2 separate regions of the Homo sapiens genome follow, and region 2 is linked to region 1. Evidence: chromatin contacts called from ENCODE Hi-C or POLR2A ChIA-PET data. All regions are on one chromosome and are shown on one strand. Each heading gives the region's core, a stretch centred on a gene start or an enhancer-like site at or near the end of the contact. The rest is flanking DNA. Distances are from core to core; before and after follow the strand shown. Region 1 overlaps DLG3 (discs large MAGUK scaffold protein 3). Region 2 overlaps LOC107985688 (a long non-coding RNA gene).

Region 1 (5,045 bases), core at 158-2,657:
ATGCACAAAGCTCTTATCTGCCTCAAAATGTCACTGATCCTTTATAAAAATAACAACTGGAAAGAGGTTCCAGTGCAACCTTTATAAATCTTTAGAGCTGACACTAAGGCCCAAGGAGAGCAGATGGGAAAGGAGACTTTCCCAAAAAGCGGATTGCAGAGAACAGATGGCCCTGAGACGCAGAGCGGAGGGGCTGGAAAGGACCTGAGGTCAATTATATCATTGTTAGGCAAGAAGACAATTTTTTCAGGATGACTTTTTGGCTGGGGTGAAGGGGGGTGATATTGGAACCCAGTACAGAGGTAAAAACAAACAAACCTCACAACCGTAACAACCATATGAGGAGAATTAAAGCTCTCCTGAGTTATTTCCCTTTTAACCAATAGCCTCTTTGGCTTCAGTAGCATACATTAAAACATAAATTCTCCCAAACCGAGAAGTCGGCTGACACCTCTCACCTCCAAAATCATCCAGTCAGTGAGGTCATAAGTCCATCCCTAACCTTATAGCCCATTGAGACCATCACAACAGCTGGAAACAGCCTTATCACTCTGGAAATGTAATACAGGTTTATGCCGAATTTAAGAAAACCTGATACAAGAAAATTAACTCTAGCTGTACAATTATTATAAAAGGCTTTTTATAGGGCTGCTTTGCTGTGACATTCTCCTAGGACATTTAAAATACAATATTCACACTTACCAAACACACAATTACACATTTTCCAGGCCTATAATTGCCGCATAAAATGGGGTATATCTAAGGCCACAGGCCGTGGAAATGCTAGAAAACAGGCACACTTCACTATGACAAGCTGACTTTGAAGCGAGTCAAAATTTATACTAGGGGTTGAAGGTTGGGAAACTGCTTTAAAAAACAAACACACTTCCAGGGGAAAAAATTCCACAAAAGCAATTTCGTGCACCATAGAGGGCTGGCAAGAAGCATCCCCACCTAGTCCGTATGACTCTACAGGAGAAAACAAAACACCTGTTCCAGCACCTGACACTCCCCTTCCCTCTGCAAAGCAACCAGACTGACCTTCAACTGGGTGTAAGGGGAATTGCTAAAGCCTAAAGGGGAAGGAATGGAGTGAGGCAAATAACCTCCTCTCAACAAAGTTTCTTTTGTTCACTGTGATATCAGTTTAACCAACGGGTTAAATTCGTGTGCTCTTTCATTCATCACACGCCGGTGTTATGGTGATTTGTCCTCATTACCTACTCCTGTTCCTGAAATCCTGGAGGAAGCAGTTAAGTCACTGACTCACCCATTAAACGTTGCGGGGGGTGGGGTGGCGGAGGGTAGAGAGACAACAGCTGGACAATGTTCCTGTTCTGAGGGTTACACGGCAAGCCATCAATATCAATGAGGTGCCCCAACCTAAGCCCTGGACTGTCCTAGAGCATAACAGCAGGCCAGTCTACCTCTGGAGACCGCCTGGGTGCTGGCCCCACCCCAGGGCTTGGCCCTCTACACTGGGTGGGGATTGTTTCTCATTTGTTCCTTTCTGGCCCTCCTCTGAGCTCACCGGCTATGGGCAGAACCGTGTGAGACAAAGATTTCTGACCAGGCAGCCCTTTCTTAGGGGAAGATAAGTCAAAGAGAGAAAGAACTATGCATTGAACTGTGAACAAAAAAGTACACCCAATCTATCTTTAAGCCATGTTTTCCCCTTCTTGAAACTTGTTTATATATTCCCTTCTTTGGAATCGACTTGCCCGCTGAACTCCAACTTAGCAGCAGGTCATGGCAGTTGCTTAGTAACTACATTTCTTTAAAAATCCTTTAAAAAACAACCACGAAACCACCATTTCCTCAAAGCTCCTAATCCAAGGCTGATAATTCTGGGCCAGAGGGCCCACTTAAAATAGACTACAGAAAGAGAACAAAGCTATTGCTCTAAGGCATACGCTTTTTGTTTTTACATGTGCTGCTAAAATTTCAAGTTTATTAAATTGTGTTTTATTCACTTTTTTTTCCATTTGGATGATTCCCTTAGAGTTCCAGCTGCCCATCAGTCTCTGGCTTTTATTTGTAGATTTATCTAAAGTCTACTAGGCAGAGCAGCCTTTGAATAAATGATTGTTGGGTAAATGAGGAGCAAATTAGAAAACTGTGTCCAAGTTGACACTTCTATTCTTAAACTAATAAACTTAATGGTTTATTTAACTGATGGCTGCCAGCTTCACTGAGGGCTTAGAAAGGTGGTTAAGAAGCATTCACATTTACTTTTGTTCCCAAGGTTAATTGTTGGGAGCAATTGGGGTTTATTATTTTTAAACACCCTTTTGAGATGTTAACAACCCACAATAGGCGGCTGATTAACAACTTTTTACAACAAAGAAAAATCATTCTAACAAAAAACTGTTTAGAATAGACTTAGATACTACCTCATCTTAAATATTAGAGGTATCATTTTCCCAGGACAAAAGCTTCCCTTAAAAAGCATCTCAATTCTAAGACTTCAGGACTCGCCAAGCTCCCTCCTTCCCTCTGATTTGTCACTAACACAGCCATCGCAGCCAATGCTGGAGGACATCTCCTAGGCCAAAGTCACCGCCTAGGAAGCCCACCTGACCAGCCTCTAACCCAGAGGGCCCACTTCAAAGAAGCAACACTAAAATCTCAAGTCTACTAAACTGCTTTGTTTTTTCCCATTCAGATGAACCCAACTGTTTGTGACCCACAAAGATATCCAGTCATCGCCCTCTTTCCTTTTTCCCAGTTGCTAATCACAGAGAAACAAGTGGGAGGGGGCACAATCAGAAGTCAGTACCGAAGAAGGGTTTTGCCCCAGTCACTGACAAGTTGGGGTGCCTCTAAAAGATCAGGATTTGGCACCCCATCCCAGATACACAGAATCAGAATCTACTGAGCAGGGGCCCAGGAATCTGCATTTTAACAAGCATCAGTGTGATTCTGATAAAGTTTGGAGCTGCTGGTCTTAACTTACAGAATTGGATCCTGCAGTGTCTCTGAAAAGAAAGGTGGGGCCAGAGAGTGGATAAGCTCTCAAAAATAAAACTTGGTAATACAATTGCAAATCCTTCAGGAAAGGAAAGCCCTAAAGATGCCACAGTCTTATGTGCCTGCAAAGAAAGCTGCTGAGTTTACACTTTTTAAAAATTCTGTATCACTTCTCCATCCCACTCCCCAGAAGATACCACTGTTGGTATTTTTAGTATGTGTCCTTCCAGACTTACTTCCATGCATATATGGCTTATATACATGTACTCACAATTCACACGCAAGCTTTTTTCATTTTCTGATACATCATGAAAACTCATCCATGTTGGCCAGGCATGGTGACTCATCTGAGGTCAGGAGTTCAAGACCAGTGTGGCCAACATGGTGAAACCCCGTCTCTACAAAAATCAGCCAGGTGTGGTGGCCACACGCCTGTAGTCCCAGCTACTAGTGAGGCTGAGGCAGGAGAATCGCTTGAACCTGGGAGGCGAGGGTTGCAGTGAGCCGAGATCGCGCCACTGCACTCCAGCCTGGGTGACAGAGCAAGACTCTGTCTCAAACAAACAAACAAACAAAAAATCATCCATGTCAGTACACAGACTTCATTTTAATAGCTGCATAGGATTCCATACTATGGACAGACCATAATTTATTCAGTCATATTTCAATTGATACACATTTAAGTTGTTTACAATTCTTAATATTACAATCAATGCTGCATTGTGTATTTGTGGGTTTTTTTTTGTTTTTTATATTTTATTTTTTGTAGAGATGGGGGTCTCACTATGTTGCCAGGCTGGTCTCGAACTCCTGACCTCAAGGAATCCACCTGCCTCAGCCTCCCAAAGTGCTAGGATTACAGGCATGAGCCACCATGCCCGGCCTGCACTGTATATTTGTTTGAGCATTTCTGTTGCATAGATTCCTAGAAGTGAAACTGCAGGGTCAAATTATATGCAAATTAAAATTTTTGATTAGCACTACCAAATTGAACCCCAACATCCTGAAACCTTTCTGACTAAGGATAAACTACTATTCCACTCTTCCAGCACTTTTTCTGTTTCTGAAGTGGAGGCAGAATTTACCTTTGAGGACAAATTGATCTTTTGTTTGGAGAAAAACAGTTTAATGAGCCTTTTGGTTATGCAAAAGTAAAGATTTTATTCTGGAATGGACAAAGAGGAGCTAAAATGTTGTCTGCATTATAATAGAAAAGGTGTCCTCTTGGTGAGTGGAGTTGCTGGTTCTCCAGGTTAGGCCTTAGTCCACAGGTCTTTCTCTCCCTCTTTCCCTGGCCCTGTTTAACCATGAGTTAAGACGCTGTTCCACCTACATGACACTATATCTACCTCTATAAGTATCTACCTAATTTGACTACATTAAATCTGCCCCCAACTTGAAAACCAAGCCTTTTTTTTCCTCATGCCAAACCCCCATTACTGTAAACGACACCCCCTTTTCCCTGCATACAACCAGTGTTTCCTCAAATTTTGCTGATGTTTCTTCCTAATTGCTTCCTCAATCTATTTCTTTATACTTTTAATTGTCATTGCCGTACTGTTGATTTCGTGTCTTAATTTTCCCTTGACTATTTTATTATCTCTTCTCTGGGCCACTGCTGTACCTCCCTAACTGGTCTTCTGCCCCAAGGCTTTACAAACTCAATCCAGATTAGATTCTTATTTGAAAAGCTTTCCTAAAGCTTGAATTTGTAGCCCCCCTGTCCAAGTATCTATAACGACTCAATGAGCACTAAAGAATTTTACTTTTACTATGTCAGCCAAACTTTCAAGGACTGCTACAACCATCCTCCCATCACAGCCAGCCTATCTATCCCACATCTGAATTACACAGGTCTTCTTTTGAGCTAGCTTGCCTGGACCCCTTGAATACAGCTTGTTCAGTTCTACCTGTTATTCCCTGCTCCTGAAACATTTCTCCCCTGCCTGACACTGAACAACCTTTACATCCTTCACCATCTTTCCTACCTCATTCCAAGAAGTTTTATTCATTCATTTATTTATTCAAATATTTTCTAAGTTTGGGCACAGTGACTCACACCTGTAATCCCAATG
Region 2 (5,045 bases), core at 782-3,281, 700 kb before region 1:
GAACCTACTTCTCCCCACCCTGCATGTATGTGCTTTCTGCATTTTCTTTTTTTATTTTATTTTTTTAAGACAGGGTCTCACTGAGTGCAGCGGCACGATCTTGGCTCACTGCAACCTCCGCCTCCCAGGTCCAAGCGATTCTCCTGCCTCAGCCTCCTGAGTAGCTGGCATTACAGGTATGAACCATCATGCCCAGCTAATTTTTGTGATTTTAGTAGAGACAGGGTTTCACCATGTTGACCAGGCTGGTCTGGAACTCCTGACCTCAAGTGATCCGTCTGCCTCGGCCTCCTAAAGTGCTGGGATTACAGGCATGAGCCACCGTGCCTGGCCGCTTTCTGCATTTTTAGTGTCACTCAACCCTTGTTGTCTCTGATTGTCAAGGCAACGACTACGTGTAAAGTAATGTGGACAGAGTCTTGGACAGAGAAATGCCTCAGAAATGTTTTGTGATGAAGATGAAGGAGAGGCGCTGGAAGCAGAAACTGGGGAGGGGGTAGGATTCGTGTCTCCACTTACTCTCCACCCCAGCAGGGACAGAAAGCATGCCTCCTCTTTCCTGTTCATTGGCTACATTCCTCTCTGAGGCCAGAGGGGCAAGCTGGACAATGCAAATGAACTTTGGATGAGACTTAGCCAAGGGGCCTCCAAAGGGAGAGCAGCGGGGCTGCTTAGGAGGGAATAAAAAAATAAGGTGGTCACCTATTTCTTAGCACCTTCTTTGTTTTCCCAATCGGCAAACTCCTGTCCTCTCCTGGAGATCCAAGACCAAAATGCAAAAGCTCCCTCAGAATATGTGCCTGAGTCTGAGAGCACTTTGCAGACTGGGAGGCCCCTGAGTCTCTAGCCTTTGGTATGATACTCAGGCTCCGGGGAATTGATCCTGCACCCATTATTCACAAAGCCCTATACAAGGCAGTGTTAAACTTAGGTCAAACTGCAAGTTTTCAATCACATGCTTTAGCTGTGGGATAAAGAGACACAGCAGAGAAGTGGTGATGGTTGTGTGAGCATCAAAGAGCAAATGAGACTACAAGAAGCAGCCCAAAGGGGGCAAATTTAGCCAGTCTCTTGCCAACTTCTCACTATGGATGTTCTATTGGCTTCATTTGACCCTATCCAGGAAAGCTAGGATTTCTTGTGCAGGTGGAAGTCCATTCATTCGCCTATTTCAGGGGTCTGGGTCCAGAAGAGCTTGTTAGTTCAGTCTCAGCTCCCTACTTTTCTTACTCCCCCTTCCTTTCCCCCTCCTCCTATTAACGACTGAAGGTCTGTTTCCTCTTTAGGGCTGCAATTTTGCATTTGCAGCCCCCGGCAAAACTGTCATACGTGCCCACCGCAGGTGCCCACTGCAGATGCCCGAGACCCAGAGAAATGTTTGTAAACTTTCAACCCTGACTGTACTCCCCCGGACTCCTCCCTCAGTGGGGCCGGCTGTTGGGGCAAGGCAGCTGACCTTTGCTAGGGACTCAGAGCTGCGGGGGTTCTGGAATTGAACTGGAAATTGAGTGGCAAAAGCCCCGCTGTCGTTTCTCCTGCCCCTGCTCCCACCCCGATCTTGTGGACGAGAAAAAGCTCAAAGAACAGTGAGGGGTTAAGCTCCTTATAAGGAAATGAACCTCCTCTTTCCTGTACGGAAATTGTGCTTTTTGCTTCTATATGTTCAAAATACACTGTAAAAAAACGATCCTCGATAGGATTCACCAAATCCACTTCCCTAGGGCGAGGCGGCGGAGGTGGGGGGTGGGCGTCGAGTGGGAGCGAGGAGAGAGAGGACGGGAGGGGCGGGAATCAGGCGAGTGTGTGAAGAATTTGAGGGATGAGTCATCAAAAACAAACTGGGAAAGGGAGCGGAACTAGTAATCCGAGCTGGGAAGCAGACGAACATTCATTAGACGCAGATCGTGTCAATCACGTTTGCTCCGCAAATGACCTGAGAGCCTGCCGGGCCTCTCCGACCGGAAAAAGGGTTTTGGTGGGCGGTCTAAAGATTTTGAAATCGGAAAAGGCAGATTGCTAGCGAGCCGTCAGAGCAGCTTGCCGCAGCTCAGGCGGGCTCCGCAGAAAGATGGCGTTTGCTATCAAGGTCACATGGCCACTTTAGGGGACTAAAACGAAATACTAGCTGAGAACAACAGGAACTGCCAGCACAGGATCAGATTTTCAGAAGCAGTCTCAATTCTAAGTGTCTTTTTCTAATTAGAATCGTAAGCACATTTTTTTGTATTTGTCCGAACACATGTCCTAAGTCATCAAAACTATGTGAAGGGGTGGAGTTTCACTGGGGGTCTTCTCTTTCCGGGAGCCTGAAAAGGATGGGAGGAGGGTGGGGGAAACCCAAGGGCCAGGGTAACCGCAGAACCGGAAAGCAGCACGTGCCAGGACAGAAGGCACCCACTAGGGTCTCTGCACTGAGAGCAGTATGGGAAACCGATTCCACCAGGGACTGTGAAACTCACTAGATCTGTTAGGCTGGTGCAAAAGTAATGGCGGTTTTTGCCGTTAAAGGTAATTGCAAAAACCGCCATTACTTTTGCACCAACCTTCAGGTTCGGGTCTACGCAGCTTTGTCTAACCTCTGACCTCTCATGAGTTGGGAAAGGTTACCCTGGCAAAAAAGGATTTGCTTAGGTGCCCTATACATTGTACCAGATAACTTCCTCTATGATTTTTTTTTTTTTTTTTGAGATGGAGTTTTCACTCTTGTTGCCCAGGCTGGAGTGCAATGGCACGATCTCGGCTCCTTGCAACCTCCGCCTCCCGGGTTCAAGTGATTCTGCTGCCTCAGCCTTCGAAGTAGCTGGGATTACAGGTACCTGCCACCACATCTGGCTAATTTTTTGTACTTTTAGTGGAGATGGGGTTTCACCATGTTGGCCCAGCTGGTCTCGAACTCCTGACCTCAGGTGATCCACCTGCCTCAGCTTCCCAAAGTGCTTGGATTACAGGCGTGAGTCACTGCGCCTGGCCTCCTCTGTGGTTAAGCTTTATTTATTTATTTATTTATTTATTTATTTATTTATTTATTTATTTTGAGATGGAATTTCGCTCTGTCATCCAGGCTGGAGTGCAGTGGTTCAGCTCAGTGCAACTTCCACCTCCCGGGTTCAAGCTATTCTCCAGCCTCAGCCTCCCGAGTAGCTGGGGTTACAGGAGTGTGCCACCATGCCCAGCTAATTTTTGTATTTTAGTAGAGATGGGGTTTATTTTATTTTTATTTAGTAGAGGCAGGGTTTCACCATGTTGGCCAGGCTAGTCTCAAACTCCTGACCTTAGGTGATCTGCCCATCTCGGCCTCCGTAAGTCCTGGGATTACAGGTGTGAGCCATCAGGCCCGGCCAACTATGGTTAAACTTTAGTTGATACAAGATAAGAAATGTGAACACTGTAAGCCCATTTGTTTGTGTGTTCTCTTGTTACCTCTTTTGGTTACTTTCTTATTCATTAGTGTCCTAGCAAATGTTACTTTTCAAAAATTGCAGCCTTGTCTTAACTAAAAGATAAAAAGGAATTTGTTTACTTCTTAGCCGGTACAGTTAGAGGGCATGCACTCTGGCAGCCCTGTAATATAGGGACCAGGGAAGAACTGAGGCAAATAAAAGTAGTGATCCATGAATCGAAGCATTCAAATCTAGCTGATGGTTTCTTTCTTTTGCACTTCTGCCATTTTCATGCCCCTCACCTGCAATTGACAATCCAAACTGAGAGCTGGTCCAGGATTCTCCAGCACCCAGAAGAGCCTGAGTGGGCACAACAGAAACTCAGACTTTAAGGGTACCTAGGAATGGAAGTAGTAGCAGAAGGATTAACCTTTTCATTAGCTCAGTCTTGTCCTTGCTCAGCTCTGGCCATCCCAGTTCAAGCCATCCCCTCAAACTATGCTCTACTAATACTCCTTTATAAGTTATCATCAGACCACTCCAGTTTTTGTTTGTTTGTTTGTTGTTGTTGTTGTTGAGACAGAGTCTCAGGCTGTCGCCCAGGCTGGAGTGCAGTGGCGCGGTCTCGGTTCACTGCAACCTCCGCCTCCCAGGTTGAAGTGATTCTCCTGCCTTACCCTCCAGAGTAGCTGGGATTACAGGCACCCGCCACCATACCTAGCTAATTTTTGTATTTTTTGTAGAGACGGGTTTTCACCACGTTGGCCAGGCTGGTCTCAAAAATTCCTGACCTCAAGTGATCCGCCCACCTCGGCCTCCCAAAGTGCTGGGATTACAGGTGTGAGCCACCGCACCCAGCCTCAGTGTCAGTTTTATTGATCCTTTTGAATCTATTTAGGAATGGGGCTTGAGGGAAAAGGGGGCCACCATCTGTTCTGTTATCTGAGGCACCGTTTCTCCCTCCCCTAACCTTTAAGAGGGGCTGTAGGAATTCTAAGTGTAGTTTCAATAAACAGGTTTCTTATGGAGGAGCTATTCTAGCTCAGTCGTTCTAGAATAGTATAGCCCACTCAGGAAGAAACAACATTTAAACTTGAGCTCAGGGGGAACAAGACTCATTTACTGCTCCTCCCTTGGCCACCCTAGACAATCATGACAATTTCTCTTGGTCACGTCTGAGAGAGAGGTGTTGTAATAATCTTTTGTGGATACTCAAGTCATCATAAGAGAATGTGTGGGGGTAGAGAGAGAGGGACATGGCAAACCCAGTCCTGTAGTATTCTGGGGAAAGTACTCTGGGGGAAGATACTCTATTTACCCCAGGGGTACTCTAGGGAAAAATATAAACTTTGGTAACATAGGAAAGGATGGCTATGAGGCCTGGTTCAGGACTTTCCCTTTCCTCCTCTTCTTTTCCATTTACACAGACCCCAGAGTGCCTCTGAATGGCTGGTTCTATCCTACTGGAAGGAAGATAGCCCCATCCCTAGATGCTGGGAAGCAGTTCAATGCTCTTGATTTAGGAAGGAGGGGGAAGGCGGCTTCTACACAAGGGCGCTATATTCTGTCTCGGACACCAGGTGGCACCAAATCATAACCATAGGTCCGAAGAAACCATCAGGAAATGGACCTTGAGAGCCCTTGAACTATTTTCCTCTCCCTCCC

What was found. A loop is a pair of places that touch in the nucleus more often than their neighbours do. ChIA-PET counts read pairs that join two places held with the same protein, here RNA polymerase II (POLR2A). Pooled maps may share reads with other maps.
Region 2: a map of CD8-positive, alpha-beta T cell shows a loop between it and region 1 (7-fold over the local background). The contact joins two enhancer-like sites. A Hi-C loop is called at or near these places in 1 of 168 maps with a recorded cell type or tissue (CD8-positive, alpha-beta T cell) and 1 of 50 pooled maps. POLR2A ChIA-PET finds 5 or more read pairs at or near these places in 1 of 52 experiments (activated CD4-positive, alpha-beta T cell).

What each region holds. Positions count from the first base shown.
Region 1 is chrX:70,473,858-70,478,902 of GRCh38, reverse strand. All of the region lies in intron 9 of DLG3 (discs large MAGUK scaffold protein 3), which reads right to left. Among named protein-coding and RNA genes, the nearest start is that of DLG3-AS1, 20 kb to the right of the region's middle. RefSeq lists an enhancer at 910-1,808 and a silencer at 3,334-3,453. Within about 2 kb of position 1,407, at least 20 of the 41 ENCODE cell types and tissues checked have a DNase peak (open chromatin) inside an H3K27ac peak, as active enhancers do.
Region 2 is chrX:71,179,042-71,184,086 of GRCh38, reverse strand. It overlaps LOC107985688 (a long non-coding RNA gene), which reads left to right. Exons shown (of 2, transcript XR_001755878.2): 2 at 70-705. Among named protein-coding and RNA genes, the nearest start is that of NLGN3, 37 kb to the right of the region's middle. RefSeq lists enhancers at 1,615-1,704, 1,754-2,048, 2,105-2,154. Within about 2 kb of position 2,031, at least 35 of the 41 ENCODE cell types and tissues checked have a DNase peak (open chromatin) inside an H3K27ac peak, as active enhancers do.